Regions from separate parts of the Homo sapiens genome. Here region 1 is linked to region 2. Evidence: chromatin contacts called from ENCODE Hi-C data. All regions are on one chromosome and are shown on one strand. The core of a region is the stretch at or near the end of the contact, and the rest is flanking DNA. Distances in the headings are between cores, read along the strand shown. Region 1 has its middle 10 kb from the start of LINC01549. Region 2 holds the start of USP25 (ubiquitin specific peptidase 25).

Evidence for each region. A loop is a pair of places that touch in the nucleus more often than their neighbours do. Pooled maps may share reads with other maps.
Region 1: a pooled map shows a loop between it and region 2 (6-fold over the local background). The contact joins the enhancer-like site here to the promoter of USP25 in region 2. A Hi-C loop is called at or near these places in 2 of 50 pooled maps.

Annotation. Positions count from the first base shown.
Region 1 is chr21:17,426,996-17,430,050 of GRCh38, reverse strand. No RefSeq gene overlaps it. Among named protein-coding and RNA genes, the nearest start is that of LINC01549, 10 kb to the left of the region's middle. Within about 2 kb of position 1,455, at least 3 of the 41 ENCODE cell types and tissues checked have a DNase peak (open chromatin) inside an H3K27ac peak, as active enhancers do.
Region 2 is chr21:15,728,272-15,731,281 of GRCh38, reverse strand. It overlaps USP25 (ubiquitin specific peptidase 25), which reads right to left and starts at 1,300. Exons shown (of 26, transcript NM_001283041.3): 1 at 844-1,300. The coding sequence starts at 888. RefSeq lists a silencer at 736-1,695.

The DNA.
Region 1 (3,055 bases), core at 206-2,705, 1.7 Mb before region 2:
AATGTTTTTAAAGCACCTGAAGCAGATACTGGCATGTAGTACGTGCCCAGTAATGTTAGTTCTCTTTCCTTCCACTTCCCCTTTGTCACCTTAACACACCACCTTAACATCTTAACAATTAAATTTATCCTATTAACATAAAACATCCTCATTAAGTTCTTCAGCCTTTCTACAGATTTAATAACTTAAGCTTTCATACTAGGGGAAAATATCTGCACATCATAGTTTTTAATTTTTTTTTTTTTGAGACGGAGTCTCCCTCTGTCGCCCAGGCTGGAGGCAGCGGCGTGATCTCTGCTCACTGCAACCACCACCTCTCAGATTCAAGTGATTCTCCTGCCTCAGCCTCCCGAGTGGCTGGGACTACAGGCACGTGCCACCACGCCCAGCTAATTTTTTATATTTTTATTAGAGACAGGGTATTCACCATGTTAGCCAGGATGGTCTTGTTTCTTGACCTCGTGATCTGCCCACCTTGGCCTCCCAAAGTGCTGGGATTACAGGCGTGAGCCACCACGGCCCAGCCAATTTTTAAATTTAATATGAAATATTTATTTCAGATTTTGTGGCCAACTAATGGCTGCACTAGACAGATGCAAAGGTAAAGTGTGTAATAGGATTACCTGAATGAAAGTCTGTATCCATAATGAGAAGACAATCTTATATGCTCTTTAATGCCTCTATTATACCCATAACTGAGAAATTTAACAATTAAAAACAATGTGCCAGGGCTTCACGAAGTCTCTGTAGGTGCATAGGCGCCGGCATAAGAGGTGGCTGCCAAGTCACATTCATTCATAAATTCTCCAAGCGTGCCTATATGAGAACAACACTGTTCTAGAGGTTGTGATTAAGATACGGTCCCTGCAAATGTCAATTTGATAGTCTGTAGGAATGGGGGAATGATTAACCACAGGAGGATAACTACAGGTGCTATAAGTCCTTATGTCACTGAAAGGTTTGGATAGAAGTGGACAGTTGGGCTCAGGTGGAGAATGAAAGAAAGAATTGAGTGATATGTAATGATTGTGTTTATCAGCTAAACAAAATGTTCACAGAGTCTTCAAGTATCTTCTTACAGGTGAATTATTTTAAATTTTATTTTAAAGCGTCATCATACATACAGCCAAGCATGGTGGCTCACACCTGTAATCCCAGCACTTTGGGAGGTTGAGGTGGGCAGATTACTTGAGTCCAGGAGTTCAAGACCAGCTTGGGCAATATGGTGAAACCATGTCTCTACAAAAAAATACAGAAATTATCCAGGCATGGTGGTACGGGCCCGTGATCTCAGCTACTCAGGAGGCTGAGGTCGGGGGTATTGCTTGAGCCAGGGAGGCAGAGGTTGCAATGAACTATGATCATGCCACCACACTTCACTGCACTCCACTGCACTCCACTGCACTCCACTGCACTCCAGCTGGGGCAACAGAGTGATATTCCGTCTTAAAAAAAGAAAAAGAAAAAGAAAAAGAAAAATCATCAAACTGTAAAATTAACTTATCAGCCAGGTGCGGTGGTTTACACCTGTAATCCCAGCACTTTGGGAGGCTGAGGCAGGCAGATCGCCTGAGGTCAGGAGTTCAGAACAGCCTGGCCAACATGGCGAAACCCTGTCTGTACTAGAAATACAAAAATTAGCCAGGTATCGTGGGCCTGTGGTCCCAGCTACTCAGGAGGCTTAGGTTGGGGGTGGATTGCTTGAGCCAGGGAGGCAGAGGTTGCAGTAAACTGTGATCGCACCAATACGCTTCGTTGCGCTCCACTGCACTCCACTGCACTCCACTGCACTCCGGCCTGGGCAACAGAGTGAGAATCTGTCTCAGGAAAAAAAAAGAAAAAAAAAGAAAAATCACTGAACTATAAAATTGACTTATTTTTTGGTGTATCATTTTATGAATTTTTTTTCCACACCTGGGATTACAGGCATGAGTCACTACACCTGGCCTTGTTTTATGAATTTTAACACAAGTATAGATTTATGTAACCACCACCACATTCAGCGTACAGGACAGTTCTATTACCTTACGACTCTTTCATGCTATGTCTTTACAGTCATACCTCCTCTAACTCCTGGCAACCACTGATCTCTTCTCTGTCACTATAGTTTTGTCTTTACAAGAAGAATGTCACATAAATGGAATCATACAGTATATCTTTTGAGGCTGGCTTAATTTTTTTGAGATGGAGTCTTGCTCTGTCTCCGGGCTGGAGGCTGGAGTGCAGTGGCTTGATCTCGGCTCACAGCAACGTCCGTCTCCCGAGTTCAAGCGATTCTCCTGCCTCAGCCTCCCATGTGTCTGAGATTATAGGCGCCCGCCACCACACCCAGCTAATTTTTTAATTTTAGTAGAGAACAGGTTTCACCATGTTAACCAGGCTGATCTTGAACTCCTGACCTCAGGTGATCCACCTGCCTCAGCCTCCCAAAGTGCTGGGATTACAGGCATGAGCCACTATGCCTGGCCAGTTTGTTCTTTTTTATTGTTCAGTGTATTCCAGTGTATGAAGGCATTGCTTTGTTTATTCATTCATCCACTGAAAGACGTTTGAATTTATTTCAGTTTCTGGCAATTATGAACAGAGCTGCTATAAAAGCAGACTACTAATTAGTCACAAAGGAAGAAAGAGATACTTTCACTGTGAAGAAGTGATTAAGCTTAACATCAGTAATAATGTGACAAACGGACGTCAGGGGAGCCTCCAGATGCGATGCACTGAGAAGGGCACATTATTCCTGTACTCTTCCTTCCAAAATGCATGGTCTGTATTTCAGCATAAGGAAATAATCAGACAAACCCAAGGCGAGAGCTGTTCTACAAAACTACTGACCACTACCCTCCAAATATGACAATGCCGCGAAAGACAGAAAGAGCAGTGAAGTGTTTCAGAGTGAAAAAGGCTAAAGACATGGCAACCGAATGCAATGTGTGACTCTAGATGGCAAAAACTTGGCTAGAAAGAATATTATTGAGAAAACAATATCAGAAAAGTAGTGTTGTATCAATGTTAAAACTTCCTGATTTTGATCACTGTATTGTGGTTATGTAAGAAT
Region 2 (3,010 bases), core at 51-2,550:
CATGGCCAACTACTCTTCAGAACATGGTGCAAGCCATGATAGTGCACTTAAGATTCTGAAAGCAAAATCTAAAATAGCAGAATGATCTCTATTCACTTTAAAGATATAAAGTTTCACAAACAGTTTTTTAATTGTTTTCTTTAGTGAGTGACCATTTGAATGTGTGACTGATGCAAGAGTAAAGGGTGAACGAAAGAACAAGGTCAAACTTAGGGGACAAAAGATTCCTGGAATAACATGGCCAGAAAGGTTTCCTCTCTTAGGGACAGTTTCTATATTGAAAAAAAAAAAAAAAAAAAAAAAAACAGAAAAGAAGAAGAAGAAAGGGAAACCTTAAAAGGAAAAGAAACCAAGCAAACCACCTACTTCTAGAGTCCACCTGGTCAACACGCCTGCCCCGCGAGGCAGGTAATTCGATTTTGGTGGAGACCGTTTTGCAAAATAGCAGGCCTGGTACACTACTACCTTTGAAAGACAAAATCGGTTCAGAAAGGATGACAACTAGCTATTCTTTCTCATTTAAGGGGAGAGAATAAAGTTTCATTAAGATGCCACACAGAGCACTGTAGGAATGTGAGGGTCGCTCTCAATACCTGGCACCGTCTGCTACGGGAAAACAATCGGCAGAAGGAAGTGGATTGAAGCCCGCAAACTACACTCTGCTTCCCACACGCAGCTGGGCTCTGGGCGCGACGCCCCCGAGGCGATGGGCAGGGGCCGGGGGTGACCGGGGAGGAAGCCCGGGAAGGCGGCGGCGGCGAGGCCGGGGCGCCCGGCCGCAGCGGGAGAGGACAGCCCGTCGGAAGGAGAAGTGGGGCCCGCCGGCTGGCGGACTCGCCTCACCTTCTGCGCCGCGCTCTGCTGCAGCACGTTCTGCTCCACGGTCATGGCCCCCGCGGCGGCGGCGGCGGCGGCGGCGGTGGCGCCCGGCTCCTCGCGCCTCCGCCGGCCCTGGCTGCCGCGCTCCGCCGAGCTCCAGGGAGCGGCGCGGACGGCCTGGGAGGACAGCGCCCCCGCCAGCCAGGCGCGAAGGCGATGGCGGCCGGCGTGCGCGGGCACCGCGGGCAGGCGGCGAAACGCCGACTGTGAGGGCCACGGCGGCCGCCTCACGTCTCCACGCGGCCCGCCTCAGCGCCGCTCGTCCGCGGCGGCCCGGGCCATGAGCGGGCGGAGGACGCCGGGGCACGGGAGAGCGCGAGCCAGTCGGGCGGCGTCACGCGTTCGCACGTTCCTTTGCTGCCGGTCCGCGGGCTGCTTTGGGGAAGGGAGAGAGGGGACGGAGGGAGCGGCCGCCCGGAATGGCGTTGTCCTCCTCCCTCCGCGAGTCCTCCTCCCTCCCCTCCCCCACGCGCCATCCCCGCCCCCGCCCGGCGGCTCCTCCCCCGCAGAGCCCCGCCCGCCGGCCGCCCTAACCCTACATTGTGACCCTCCGGGCGGCGGGGCGGGGCCGCCATGGAGCCCCGCCCCTCCCTGCGCGGGCCTGGCGTTCCCGGGTGGGGCGAGGGCGCGCCTGGCTGCCTGGCCCGGGAGCCGCCCCTGCGGCAGGTTGCGCGACGCTGGCGCTGGGCTTCGGGGAGCGCGACTGGAGGCCGGAGGGCAGCGTTCCTCCCTGCGCCCAGGGCTTGTCGGATCCCTAGCTTACCCAAAGCCTCCAAAGCAAACATTTCCCTCCATGCCCATAACGTCCCAAAACTGCGTAGGGTCCCGAACTCCGGCCCCTTTCTGTGTCACGCGTTCTCTCCCCTCGCCTTTCTAGGAATTTCACAAGCCTTGAACTTGCCTGAAGGGAAAAGTCAAATAAGCAAAGGGTTGCCAGAAATCTTTATGCTGGGAAGTACTTTTCTCCTTAACTAATCATTACGTAAATGAATATAGACATTTTCTATCTACCTTCATTCATTCGAATATGTGTCAGTCACTGCTAGGCTCTGGAAAAATAAAGTTTATCTTCCCAAGACTTAATATAAATGAAATAGGATCTATCTAGCAAACAACCTTACAAAAATATCACTGCCTAATGATACATAATTCTAATATCCCAGTTGCCAAATTAAGCAAACAATTAACTACCATGCATGGAATGCTTGACTATATATGGAATTGTAAGGAAAATCTAACATTAAGAAAGCAATCTCTAGCCACAAAAATATCTCGAGTTCCAGGAGCTAATCTGGGAACGGAGGTGAGAGTGCAGCAGTGTGAGGAGAGAAATTATCAATGCATATTGTCACAAATAGAATACACTTGAAAATCCGGGTATAATTTTTAATCCAATGACAAGGAAAGCAAGCTTGGCAAATGCTAATTGAAATAGTATGTGGTGTTATTTAATAATCATGGATTATAGTAGCTCTTAAGGCTTTGTAACAGTTCTGTGCACTTTACAACCATCTTTGTTCTGCAGCTCAGATGTCTGGTACCACCTGTTGTCACCTTTTCCTTGAAGCTTCATATTTGTTGACTCATTTGATATTTAACAAATTGCAAATCTTATTATATTAATATCCTATGTCTTTTCTAGAGGAAATGAAAAGTCATGAAACGGTTGGAAACAGAAATTTAGAAATACTGTCACATCTCTAATCTCACGTATCGATTTTTTTATAACTCTGAAGCCCAAGGAGGGTGACCTGTCAAAGAGAGCTTATCAAAACCCATTTTTCTTCATTTATAGATCAAAGTTTCTTCTTTTCTTGTTTATATGCTAACTTCATGTTTCTCCATATGAGGGTTTTGGTTTTTTGGTTTGTTTGTTTGTTTTTTAGAAATCAAGCTCATACATTTGAATTCAAGAAAATTAAATTTAACATAAAAATCTAGTAATCTAGTACCATGGGAGGAAAAATGTTGCCAGATACTAAGGTTTAATTTCAAGAATTTGGCAATACAACTTTTCTCTGAGTTAAATTTGTTACTTCCATACAGAAAAAAAAAGATGATCTTACAATAGATAATCATCAAATAGAGCTTTTATATGGTAGACCTATTTGCCCACTGAGACTGTTCATTT